Linked DNA regions of Homo sapiens: all the other regions are linked to region 2. Evidence: chromatin contacts called from ENCODE Hi-C or POLR2A ChIA-PET data. All regions are on one chromosome and are shown on one strand. The core of a region is the stretch at or near the end of the contact, and the rest is flanking DNA. Distances in the headings are between cores, read along the strand shown.

The links. A loop is a pair of places that touch in the nucleus more often than their neighbours do. ChIA-PET counts read pairs that join two places held with the same protein, here RNA polymerase II (POLR2A). Pooled maps may share reads with other maps.
Region 1: a loop to region 2 is called in a pooled map, with 8 times the contacts of the local background. The contact joins two enhancer-like sites. A Hi-C loop is called at or near these places in 2 of 37 single-sample maps with no recorded cell type and 3 of 50 pooled maps.
Region 3: a pooled map shows a loop between it and region 2 (3-fold over the local background). The contact joins two enhancer-like sites. A Hi-C loop is called at or near these places in 5 of 37 single-sample maps with no recorded cell type and 4 of 50 pooled maps. POLR2A ChIA-PET finds 5 or more read pairs at or near these places in 1 of 52 experiments (Panc1).

The regions. Positions count from the first base shown.
Region 1 is chr11:126,463,248-126,467,323 of GRCh38, forward strand. KIRREL3 (kirre like nephrin family adhesion molecule 3) reads right to left here. Exons shown (of 17, transcript NM_032531.4): 6 at 1-60. Among named protein-coding and RNA genes, the nearest start is that of KIRREL3-AS1, 79 kb to the right of the region's middle. RefSeq lists enhancers at 2,440-2,499, 3,047-3,596, 3,597-4,076. Within about 2 kb of position 2,609, at least 7 of the 41 ENCODE cell types and tissues checked have a DNase peak (open chromatin) inside an H3K27ac peak, as active enhancers do.
Region 2 is chr11:126,914,690-126,919,092 of GRCh38, forward strand. All of the region lies in intron 1 of KIRREL3 (kirre like nephrin family adhesion molecule 3), which reads right to left. The region is part of intron 2 of LOC105369559 (a long non-coding RNA gene); the gene reads right to left. Among named protein-coding and RNA genes, the nearest start is that of KIRREL3-AS2, 24 kb to the right of the region's middle. RefSeq lists an enhancer at 3,075-3,124. Within about 2 kb of position 2,907, at least 2 of the 41 ENCODE cell types and tissues checked have a DNase peak (open chromatin) inside an H3K27ac peak, as active enhancers do.
Region 3 is chr11:126,414,084-126,418,523 of GRCh38, forward strand. ST3GAL4 (ST3 beta-galactoside alpha-2,3-sialyltransferase 4) reads left to right here. Exons shown (of 11, transcript NM_001254757.2): 11 at 1-555. Among named protein-coding and RNA genes, the nearest start is that of ST3GAL4, 61 kb to the left of the region's middle. RefSeq lists an enhancer at 2,411-2,705 and silencers at 2,472-2,601, 2,702-2,871. Within about 2 kb of position 2,553, at least 28 of the 41 ENCODE cell types and tissues checked have a DNase peak (open chromatin) inside an H3K27ac peak, as active enhancers do.

The sequences.
Region 1 (4,076 bases), core at 1,359-3,858, 450 kb before region 2:
ACCAGGGGAGATGAAGAGGGTGCTGACGATGCTCTCCCGCTTGCCGTCCCGAAGCAGGGTCTTGGGAGAAAGGGAAAGGGGAGAGAAAGCTCCATGTCGCTTGGCTGGGGTGGCCAGCCTGGGTTGGGGGTAAACGAGCACCAGCTTAGACAGAAGGGGGAGCTGTGGATGGAGGGGTTCAGCTTAGGAGACCTGGGCTGCCCATGTCTACGCAGAGCTCGGGGGTTACCCCCTGGCTCCCTGGCCTGGCTAAGTGCTGGGCTGTGGAAGGAAAAAGGAACTAGACAGTTTTCCACCATGTGAAAATTAGCCTGGATTCACATGCTAAAAGCACAAAAGAAAGCAGGATGGGTTTCATGGAAACCAGGCTTCAGGGAGGTCCCATGTTGAAATGAACTCACATCTTTTTGCCTCTGGTGCTTGAGTGACAGTCTCAGGCTCTGTAGGAAGCAACGAGATGGTTTGCAACCAGCAGGGACTGTGGCCCCTGAGCGGGGACAGTCTGCAGAGGAGGCACAGTTTGGGGAATGGGAGTCAGAGTGGGTGGGGATATGGGCAGAATCAGTGCACATCAACCTTTCGATTATTTGCCTATATAAATCCTTTCAACTTTCCAAAGCGTTTCACTCCCTGATCTCATTAGAGTCTCAATCAAACCATAGGTGGGACAGATACCATTATCTCCCATTGGATAGGGGAGGAAATAGGTGGGCTAGACAGAGGCTATGGAGCTTGACCAAACTCACATTTCAAGTTGGTCCTGAAATAAGTACTAGTCTCCTACAGCAGGTTGAATGGTGTCCTCTCCAAATTCTTGTCTACCAGGAACCTCAGAATATGACCTTATTTGGGAATAGGGTCTTTGCAGTTTAGTTAAGCAATTAGTAATTAGTTAAGGCTCTTGAGATGAGGTCATACTGGATTCAGAGTGAGCCTTAAACCCAATGACTGGTGTCCTTGGAAGAAGAGAAGAGAGTCTGCTGGGTGTGGAGGCTCATGTCTGTAATCCCAGCACTTTGGGAGGCTGAGGTGGGAGGATTGCTTGAGCCTAGGACTTGGTGACCAGCCTGGGCAACATAGGAAGATCCTGTCACTACCAAAAAAAAAAAAAAAAAGAAAAAAATTAAAAAAAAATTAGCCAGGCATGGTGGCTTGTGCCTGTAGTCCCAGCTACTTGGGAGGCTAAGGTGAGAGGATCACTTGATCCCGGAAGGTTGAGGCTGCAGTGAGCTGAGGTTGTGCCACTGTACTCCAGCCAGGGCCACAGAGTGAGACCCTGCCTCAGAAGAAGAAGAAAAAGAAAAAGAAAAAGAAGAAGGAGAAGGATAAAGAGAAAGTGAAAGAGAAGAGGAGGAGGAGGAGAAGAGGAGGATGAGGAGAAGACAGAGAGAAACAGAGAAGGCCAGGTGAAGGTGGAGGCAGAGATTGGAGGGATGCTGCCACAAGCCAAGGAATGCCAGGAGCTGCCAGGAGCTGGAAGAGGCAAGGAAGGATTTTCCCCTGGAGCCTTTGGAGGGGCACAGCCCTGCTGACACCTTGATTCCAGACTTGTTGGCTTCTACAGCTGTGAGATAATTGATTTCTGTTGTGTCATGCACCGAATTGTGGTGCTTTGTAATGGCAGCCCTAGGAAGCAAACCCATCTTAACTGCTGGTCTCCCACCTTCCCAGGTCATTGCTTTTCTCTACTGGGCCACAATGTCATTCCGAAGCTAGTTCCCCATTGTGGCTGCTACCTCCTTCCCTCTCCTGTTCCTCTTTGCAGCTACTTCCCCATCACTTTGGGGCGCACTAAGTCAGGTGCACCCCGGGGAGGGTGTGCTGAGTGTGTGTGGGGGTGCACTTCCAGGTTGGGATTGGGGTCTGGTCAGTATGCAAAGGCTTCTGCTACTAGGAGGTACTAGGAAGGAACCTCACTATGGGTGCAGTCCTGTTTCCCCCGACTGGAGCCAGGGAGTAGATGAACAGACCACTCCTCCCTCAAAACCTCCCATAAAGTGACAATGGCAATGTCTCTAATTCTTATGAGGGCCCCGGAAGACAGCAGCATTATCTTTGATTAGCCAAAGAGAAACCTGTGTTCCAAGTGAGCCGGGAACTTGCTGGGTGGAGCTAGGATTTGCACTTAAGAATGGGTGAACCCTGAGCCACAGCCTCTGCTGCAGCCCCGGGGGTGCTGGACGGTGGGTACCGTGCTCTTGGCAGGACAGATGGGAACAGTTAGGGCCACAGGGAGAAACCTGTAAGCTCCTAGAACCCCACATTCTGGGTCCTTAATTCAGTGAGGTTTTTCTCAACTTGGGGCAAACCTCGTGGCGTCAGGAGAACAGGGCCAGAGCCTCTATATAGAACAGCACATCTTGCTGGAGGCAAAGCCGGACTGTGACATTCTAGAGAGCCACGCGGTGCAGCTGCAGGCCTGGGACTCAGGGTGCCAGCCACGGCCCTGGGCAGAGGGGCTGGAGGAGAGTGACGTGGCCAGATGCAGCAAGCCGGGGGCAGGACCACTGCAGAGGAGTGAAGTTGAACCCCAAGCCAAAGCCCGGGCAGGGAGGGAGCAGCAGCTGGCACCGCTTTACCACCCTGCCTTGGGCTCTTCAGCAGACCTCATCGAGTCTATAAATAGCCAAGTGATAATAAGAACAATTTCCTGGATGAAACTAAGACTTCGGGTAGGGCGCGCAGGGGCGGGGAGGTGGTGAGGAGCAGGTTGGTATTCTTCTTCTCTTCTTTACATTTCCGTTGTGCTAACAAGGGACATTTACATAAGCTTGACTCTGCCAGGAGCCCTTCCAACGGATGGGCTCTGGGCGGTGGGTGCCAGTGGCAGGGGAGGGAGGGGACCCAGCTCTAATTAGGCCCTCTGACTGCTCCCCCTCCTCCCTGCACCCAGCGTGCTCCTCCGCCTCGGAATGATGATTAATGACATATTTACTGGGTCCAGGCGTGTGCTTTTCTGGGAAATAAAAATTCTGGTTCAAGTTGTTTGTTCCACCTAATTAGAGAAAAAGGGAGATGTGTTCATTAAACAAAAGGAGGGTGAGGGGAAGGCACGTGCCCCAGCACCAACACCCTCTCTGTCCCCGTGGAAGGTCCCAGCACCTCCTGGGCCCCTAGCTCGCGGGGGACCCCAGGCCCCGTGCAGCGGGTATCCCAGGGAGGAAGGCTGGGTCTGCCAGCTCTGCTGCAGGACGACTGAGGGGAGGAAGGTGGGACAGAGCTGGGGGGCCCAGGGGGAAGGCTGGAGGGAGCCCTGCACCTGCAGGACAGGGCGGGATGTGGAGGGGCACGGGGGATCTGCACCCCCGGGTTTCTCTTCCCCCATTCCTTTCTGATCTCGCCTCTCTTGTTTCTTTTGCTTCACTCCTTTTCAGAAATGAATCTCCCCTAATTGTCACTTTTCTCATATGCAAATGGAGCCTCTGGACTTTGCAGCCTTGAAGGTACTGTCCAGGAGAACATTCTATCATCTGCAGGTTCTAGTCGCAGCTCCACTCCGCCCCTCCCTTCCCTGCTTCCCTTCACTGAGCTTGGCTCTGGGGACACACCATGGGCATTGAACCTCCCACCTCCTGCTTCAGAAAGCTTCATGCCTTGCAGGTGAGCTCCAGAAGGAAGTGAGTTATTCATGGTGGGCCACTCACTGTGGGAGCCACCGCCTCCAAGGCCTCCCTCCAGTGTGGTGAGCACTAACGTGCTGCCAGCCCCCGGCTCGCCCAGGTTGCCCATGTGACTGCCATGGTGGCTCCCAAGAGTCCCCGAGGACCCAGCTCCTGTGTGTGCAGATATGGGCCAGGGGCAGGCATATAGATGGCGTGTGTGCAGCATGTGTCCGGGAACGAGCGTGCCAGGGCATACACCCCCGTGGGTATGTGCGCGTACCTGTTTTTGTCTTTGGGTGTTCATGGGCCTCTGTCCACTGACTGCCGTGACTCTGCGGGGCCCCAGGTTCTCTCTGGACGCTGCCTGCTCAGGTGCCGCCTCAGGGCTGTGCACCCACCCCCACTGCCCCTCCCTAAGGGCAGGGATTTGGCACTCACTTCTCTAGTTCCCCAGCACCGGCCTGGGAGGCCGGT
Region 2 (4,403 bases), core at 1,657-4,156:
CGGAGGCAAAGATGCTGAGACTTTCACTTTCATGTTTGAATGAAAATATCTTAGTGTACAAATTATCACTTTACAATTAATTATGCAGAGCAAGTAACACACATGAGACCTCAATATTATGACAGCTTGGAAATTTACTGTTTTCGAACTTAACATGCAACAAGTCTTGCCAAATGTACGTTGAAAAGTAGCACAAGATTAGACAATTAACATTTTAATGTTGTATATTCACAGCACATCTGTGGGTCAGTGTAAACACCACAAACAACTTGGCAGATGATGTCAAGTGGACACCCCCCTAAGACTCTGACCTTAAAAACCAACGCTCTTTAATTAGGCCTTTCCTTCCCCTTCTGGCTTTGGGAGAAGAGACTGTTATGAAAAAAGACATGATTACACCATATTGGAGTTCACCAGGCATCTCAAATACTTTGGGTTTGATAAAAAACAGCAGATTTCATTGCTGGAATCTTCCCTTCAGAATCTGTAAGCACCATGTGGATATCAAGGGGAATTTCATCAGTATGTTTCTGATTCCTTTACACTTACATCATTAAAAGATTTTTGAGGGTTTTTGAAGTCCAATAACTCTCCTGAGCCATTCTTCCCCCACTCCCAGCATATTTTTCATTTCTTTTCATTAAAATTAGGAAATTGAATTTCAGCTCTGTATTTTTTTTTTAAAGCTCGCTGCTTGTAAATAATGGTGGCTAAGGATTAAATCCCCAATTCTAAACATTCGTCCTGAGATCCATCAAGCTGATGAAGATTTGTGTATCCTCATCGGGCCCAGATCTCAGACAGGAGAGACGTGGTCAACTGTGATTTGAGAGATGAATTCAGGCATCATAGGCTTCCTTTGCCTCTCTGTAGAATCCAGTTTTGTCCAAGCGAGACAGTATCATTGACTCACATGAAGAGTGGAACTGTAGTGTTGGAAGCTGAATGAGCACTAAAGTACCACTCATCTAACTCTCCTGCCCTCATCAGGCCAAGGCTCAGCTTTGTATTTTCAAAATCTCTTTGTAAGTTCTCTCCTGGTAGCTGATAACTGTTTTAGTCACATTGTAGTCAACCCATTCTTTGTTATTTCTGACATAAAGTGATCTTACCTTTAGGTAAGAGCATTTCACATTCTCTTATTCTCTTAACAGATCTGAACCTAGTCTTGAAATGGGTCACATAACCATTTGCAAATGTAAAAAAAATTCTTCACAAAGGTTCCAGTCTGTATATAGGCTTCATGACAGCAGGGCCTCATCTGCTCTCTTCGTGCAACCTCCCCCAGCCACAGAACAGTCTCCAGCACATAGTAGATGATGCATAATATTTGTTGAATGAAGGAGTGAATAAAATTCTAATCATATGTAAAACATATACAGCCTTTCACAGTGCTTCCACACCTAGTGATTAATAGCGTTCTAATGATACCCTGAATGAGTAGCAAAGGTAGGGTGATCCTTAGATTATTTATAAAGCAGATGAGCCCAGATATGGAATAACTTAAGATCTTATGGCTGGTCAGTGGTAAAACTGGAGTAGGTTTCAGATCACCTGAGTCTCAGAATGTGCTGTTTTCATATAGACCAGTGCTTCTGAAGGTTGAGTTAGGCATATATCAGAGTCACCCAAAGGATTTATTAAAACACAAATTGCTGAGCCCCATCCTCAAAGTGTCACTTCTGTAGGCCAAGGGTGGGCCGCCAGAATCTGCATTTTTAACACGTACCCAGGTGATGTCAGTACTGCCGGCCCTGGGACCACACTGTGAGGACAACTCAGAAAGGCCATAGTTTACGAACTGCAAAATGAAGGAATATGAGGGAGAGAGAAAGACACTTCTTAACATCCTCCGAGACTATGTTTAGGGTATCAAACTCAACTGATCGGTACAGAAAGCCAGGCTGTGTGATTTAACTGCAGAAGTCTTTGCTATCCCTTAAAAAGCAAACAAACAAAAAACCTGCTAATGTAGATCACGGGACAGGAAGTTCCAACCTGGGGATATTCTAACTTAGAATGAAGGTTAGCTGGAGTCTTTCTAAGTATGAATTTAGGTTTCGAAAAGAGATTTTGGAGCTGGATAAAGCATTAGTTACATGGTCCAAACTTCTCACATATGCACCTGCAGAAAGAAAGGGGTTAGAAGGGTGATGTGCCTAGTCCAGTGTCCCAGACTCTCTTCATGCCTGATTCTTCAGCTGTAAGGCATAATCAAAAGGGGACAGGATGTCCCCCAGCTTGGTTCTCCTACGACTGTTTCTGCGGGGACAGTTGGTCACCCTATACATGTAAATTCTTTTAACTTGTACACCAATGTTCATTGCAGCAGTATTCATAATAACCAAAAAGTAGAAGTCACCCACGTGTCTAACAGATGAATGCAAACACAAAATATGATATAGTCACACAATGGAATATCATTCAGCCATAAAAAGGAATAACATTCTGATACACAGTATGTTAAAGATTCACCTTGAAAATATTATGCTAAATCAAATGAACCAGACACAGAAGGATATATATTGTACGATTCCACTTATATGAAGTATTCAGAATAGGCAAATTCATAAAAATAAAAAATAGATTAAAGGTTATCAGGACTGAGACGGAAGGAAGTGGGAGTTATTGCTTAATGGGTACAGAATTTCTGTTTACAGTGATGAAAAAGTTCTGGAAATAAATAGTGGTGATGGTTGCACAACATTGTCAATATAGTTAATGCCACTAAACCGTATACTTAAAAGTGGTTAAAATGTCAAATTTCATGTTGTATATATTTTACCACAATAAAAAAATTAAAAAAAAACAAGGAAAAACCTGCAAACAACAAAAATCTTTCCAAACCACGTAGCACCTCCACACCTATCCTGCCTCTCTTAGAGCACTGCTCAGTTGTAGGCTGTGTGGGGAGTGAGTAATGATCACCTGGTGCAATCTGGTTTCTAGTATGAGTTGCTTCCACTCATACTAGAAACCATATATGTATACCACATACTAGAAACCATATACTAGAAACCACTCACACTAGAAACCAATAGTGAGGTGGTTGCCACTATTTCCATTGGCAACCAATACTTTTCTGCCACTCCACTCATTGTCTAACCTTAGGCATGGACTTTAGAATTGAGGTGGCGTTTCTGAAGAACGAGATGGTAAAAACAGTGGCATTTCTGTTCCCTCCTCCACCCCAGTTGCACGCTTTGGTAATTGTTGAACTCGATTTCACTTGGTGTGTGATGACACATCTTACAGTGATGGAGCAGAATTTAGATGCTGTGACTCATCTCTCCAAGCTGGGTTTCCATAAGACTCCACACTGATCTCTGGCATGTTTACTGCTGCCTGGGAAACTGGTTTTGTGCATTCTCAGAAATACGAGATTGGCCCATAATGATATGCATGCCTCTCAGAGGGAAGACAGAGACTCACGGTATGGCAGTTGAAGGACACACGACTTGAGGGAGATGGATGTTACTGAGGCAAAAGAAATGTTCATTGCCTACTCGCTCATCATGGTGCTTCCCTCCCATGTGTGTGTCCATTTGGGCCTCAGCAACATCCCCAGATGCTGGGCAGATCCAGTGAATTGCAAGTAAGCAAATAAACATGATTTAATAGTAGATGAGAAGACTTTGCCACACCATGGTACCTCCCCCTGCATTTATTTTGGCAATTTGGTGCCGAATATTTACGACAGTGCTTTAGACCATCCAGGTAGTTTTAGCGTAAGGAGTGAAGTCTTTGTAAACTAAGCTGCTTGTTCCTCTGACAGGGTGATAAGCAAGCTTGTGGTGGAGGGCAGTTACCGGATTTTAATTAACTAGCTGAATTATTACGTTTTTGCATAAACATTCTTCACCATCATCCACTCATGACATAGGTTAGGTACATTTACACAGAGAACTAAAATGATACATTCTCTGCCTCCTAGGAGTTTATAATCTAAGAAAGGGATTGCAAATACATAGAAAGGCTATTCCATTCTTCATCTCTGTGACATGGCAGACATTACTAATCAAGGATAGTTCCCCTTTTCAAAATCTTTTCCTGCATTGGATGCCAGGCAGCCATTGTAATCAATTGCAGGGTGTGCAAGGCCTTCCTGATGTCTGCATGTTATAAAGAATGGGGAGCTAGCTGCCAAGACATTCCTATGACACCAGATGGGGAATGTATTGTTACATGTATTTTAACAATGTAACAATATTGCATAGACCCAAGGAAATATGATTTTATAACGTCATATGTTATAACATCATATGTTATAAGATATGTATTGTTACATCATATTATATTATTATTTGTATTATATATATGTATATATGTATTATTATGTGTATTAATACTATATTATATATAATATGATGTATTGCTACAGACCCAAGGAGATATGATTTTTT
Region 3 (4,440 bases), core at 1,303-3,802, 500 kb before region 2:
TGCTGTCTGGGTGACCCCCATGCGTGGCTGTGGGGGTGGCTGGTGCCAGTATGACCCACTTGGACTCACCCCCTCTTGGGGAGGGAGTTCTGGGCCTGGCCAGGTCTGAGATGAGGCCATGCCCCTGGCTGCTCTTATGGAGCCGAGATCCAGTCAGGGTGGGGGCGCTGGAGCCGTGGGAGCCCGGCCAGGGCAGGGGGCTCGTTGCTGTGGCACCCCCTCTCTGCCAGCACCAAGAGATTATTTAATGGGCTATTTAATTAAGGGGTAGGAAGGTGCTGTGGGCTGGTCCCACACATCCAGGAAAGAGGCCAGTAGAGAATTCTGCCCACTTTTTATAAAAACTTACAGCGATGGCCCCACCAAGGCCTAGACACGGCACTGGCCTCCCAGGAGGGCAGGGGCATTGGGAATGGGTGGGTGCCCTCCAGAGAGGGGCTGCTACCTCCCAGCAGGCATGGGAAGAGCACTGGTGTGGGGGTTCCACCGAGAAGGGGACCTCATCTAGAAAAGAGGTTACAAACCTACCATTAAACTATTTTTCCTAAAACGGAAGCAGTTGTGATGTCCTGTGTCCTTTCAGGTGGGGGAAGGCATGGGACAGGGTGTGGCAGTGGGCAGGCTTGTTAGACCAGAGCAGGGCATGGTCACTCAGGAAATAATGACTTATTGAGTCCAGTGTTGGGTGCCCGGTCATGCATTATCACCCTGGCATAGCAGGAGAGTGAGTGGTGCTCACAGCACCCGTCTGCAGGCACCCAGCCTGGCACCCGGCACCCTGGGTTACTGCCCAGAGGAGGGAGGGGCTGGAGGATGCCAGACGAGAGTGCCAGAGTCCTCTCCCACCTTCCTTCCTCTCTTCCCCACCATTCTTCAGTTACCCAAATCTCATGCTTGGGAGGTATGTGTTTTAAGGACAGGGGTGGGGTCAGACAAAGAAAGCCAAGTTTCCCTTCTCAGATTAAGTGGGAACCAGAAAATGGAGTTTATGGAAGGTCTTGCCAGCGGCCCAGGCTGCCAGGATGGGATGGGCAGGCCTGGAGGGCAGTGTGGAAGGGATTTGGCAAGGCCTAACAGCCAGTTGCTGGGCCAGGGGATGAAACGGCTTCTTTCCTAGGTCTTTAGCATCCTAACAATCCTGCCGTTTGCCTGTCTCTCCCGCCTTCGTTCTCCATCTTCCCAGATCCTGCTTAGCTGCCAACTGGGCTTCCTGCCACCCCACAGCTGTTCCTTTACATCTGGAGCCAGGAGGGAGAGTTGGAACTCCCCACTTGGGGAATGGAACTGGCAGCTGTATTCCTGGCTTTCTCGGAAAGAGTTGCGGCCTTGAGGTTTTGAGACAAGCCAGGCTGGGACAGGACAGATAAAGAGGGGCAGCAGTTTGGGAGGAACAGAGGAAGATGACATGGTTCTCCACAGAGCGTTGGAATGGCCTTGTGGACACCCACTTCATCCCCCAGAATGGCCCCAAGGACCCTCCCAGGGAACAGAAGGGCTGCTCTCTCAGCAGCCTGGCTGCTTTGCCAGGGGAGAGGGGGGTTCTGAGAGCGAGTAGAGCCCCAGCATCTGCAGCCCCAAGCCCACTCCCCTCCACACGGGCAAACTTTGTCTTGAAGGCTGTGTCCTGGGGAGCGAGCTTGCAGACAGCAGGGGTTGTGAGCGTGTGGGGATCTCAACTCTGCTCACCCCGATGCGTCCCCAGCTGCCGCTCATGTGGAGATGCAAGGGAGTGTCCGTTTTCCCATCCGGGGCCATTGAGAATGGCTGTCTGCATACATGATCCAGCTGGCCTGGACTGAGGCCACTGCCTGTTACTGAACGTGCCTAAACTCAAGCTAGAATCCGGCACACAGGGGTGGGTCAGACCCGTCTAAACTCCACACACGCACACATGTAGATATGGGAGCATTTTACATTCTTGGTGGGTTGTTTGTGATTCTGTGTGCGGACAGTCCTTCCTGCTCACATACTGAGAAGACTGTGAATGCGGGGTGTGTGTATACCCAAATAGACCATTGTTTGCTTGGGGGGGTGGGGATAGCTTTCTCCAGGGTGCCCAACATCCTACGCAGATTGAGGCAATACTGGCCAAGGGTCGGAGCTGAGAATGGGGCTTTGATGTGGGGCTGTTGGATGGGGTTCTTTGGTTTTCTGGGAAAGGGACTTTCAGTCTTCAATTAGCCCAACCAACGGGAATGAACTGCCTGCCAGCCTGCCTGGGACTGATTAAACCATACCCTGGAAATGAGGAGGGGAAAGAGCACAGTAGGGCACGTGCTTGAGGGCAAGTCAGGAGATCTGGGTTCTCCACCAGCCTCTGTCGCCTTTTTCTGTAAGAACGTGGGCCAGTCATTTCTCTGCAACAAAAGGGTGGGTCCAGCTAAGGAGAACCGCTTGTCTCAGAATTACCTAGGGAGACTTGGGAATAGAGATTCCTGGGTCTCACCCAGGCTGCTGGGGACAGCAGGATCATCGCACGGGCCTCTTGACTCTACGGCCTGCGTGTAAAGCCTGCGCTAAGCCCCAGTGTCCTTCAGCGGCGTCAATTAGGCGCACGCGCAGTTTCCTCTCCGGAGGGGCGGGCAGGGCAGGGGAGGGAGGAGCTACTGATGTAGCTCGCCCCGCCCTGGCGTCAGGGCCGTGCAAGCGTTGTCCGCATGGGCGCCGCGCCGACCCTCGCGGCCGTGGGAACCCGCCCGGAATCTCGCAGGGCCTGTCGCGCTTCGTCCAGGTTGACGGCCTCCTCCCCGCGCTTTTCGGGATGCTGGCCCCGGCGCCCCGCCTCAGGCGAGGCCGGCCCCTCCCTGGCAAGCGGCTCAAGGCTTGGCGACGGCTCAGGGGAGGCTGGGCGGACTAGGGGGCCGCGCCCCTCCGAACTCTCGCTGGGCCTCGGTCATGCCACCTGCTTTGGGTTCATCGCAGAGGCTGGGGTGAAACTGCCTTAGGTTGCGAGGGAGTGGAAGAGCTCTGTCCCATCGAATTTAGATCCTGGAAGTCCACAGAGGGGAAACTGAGGCCCGGAGGAGAGAAGGGACTCCCCGCTTCGTCACCTTGCTGGGCAGGATAAGAGTCAAGGTCTCTAGTGCGGGAACACTTATAAATGTTACTCTGTGTTCACATCACATGGTGTGCCTTAATTTTGGATGCCAAGGATTTTATTTACATTTTCCAAGGACACAAATGCATTCCGTTGCTTTCCTCCAGAGGCTGCCTAGCCTACGAGGAGTTTGAGCTTGGAACAGGTTTTTGTGGGAGACAGTAAGGTGCGATGCACACCAAATAGGGACAGTTGGACCGTGAGTTCAACTCCCTGCTCTGTCGTTTAGCCGAGTAAACCTCTGCTTCTCCATCTGCAAAGCAGTGATCATGCATGTCTCTCTCACAATGAGGTTTTAAAGACCTAATGGGAAAATGATCATAAAAACATTTTGTAGAGTGTAAAGTATGATATCAATATTAATTGGAAAGCTGCCTTGCATCGTGGAAAATGCCAGAGGGTATGAAACAGGTTAGGTACATTTGTAGGGCCAAATACTTGGCCAGGTAGTGAGTAACATGGCTGGTTACAGAAAAGTCTTTGTCTTCAAATCACCCACAAGGTAGGTAGGGGAAGGTAAGACATCAGTGAAATGACTGCAACACAGGCTTTGCATAATCAAACGATGAATAGTGTTTAAACTGCTTTATATTGGTGGTTTTCTTTTTCTTTCTTTCTTTTTTTTTTTTTTTTGAGACAGAGTTTCACTCTTGTCACCCAGGCAAGAGTACAATGGCAGGATCTCAGTTCACTGCAACCTCCGACCCCCGGGTTCAATGGATTCTCCTGCCTCAGCCTCCCGAGTAGCTGGGATTACAGGCGCCTGCCACCACGCCCAGCTAATTTTTGTATTTTTAGTAGAGATGGGGTTTCATCATGTTGACCAGGCTGGTCTCAAACTCCTGACCTCAGGTGATCCACCTGCCTCGGCCTCCCAAAGTGTTGGGATTACGGGCGTGAGCCACCGCGCTCGGCTATTAGCGGTTTTCAAGTTGAAGTCGGACACCTTTAGGGATTCTTGGGGAAAGAGATTTCTTGGGAGACATTATCCATTTCAATGGTACCTAGCATGCCACAGTAGATTCCTAAACAAAGGTTGAGAAGTATAACCTGAGTTTGTCAGCTCTATTCTAATCTCTCCAACCTTTTTGAAGTCTTCATTATAGCTTCGGAAAACTGTTAGTTTCCAACATTCCCATAATTCTGTACTAGATGTGGTTCCAAGAAATCAGACCTTTCTGACTTAAAAGTTTAAGGAGGGGTATGCGCGTGGTGTGCGTGTGGGTGTGTGTCTGTCTGTAGTTATAGCTGGTTTTCCTGTCCAGTTCAATCTCATTGAGTTTATCTCTCTTGTTAGAGATTTTTGGGATCCTGTGCCCAATAAATAAGAAGAGATGAACCTT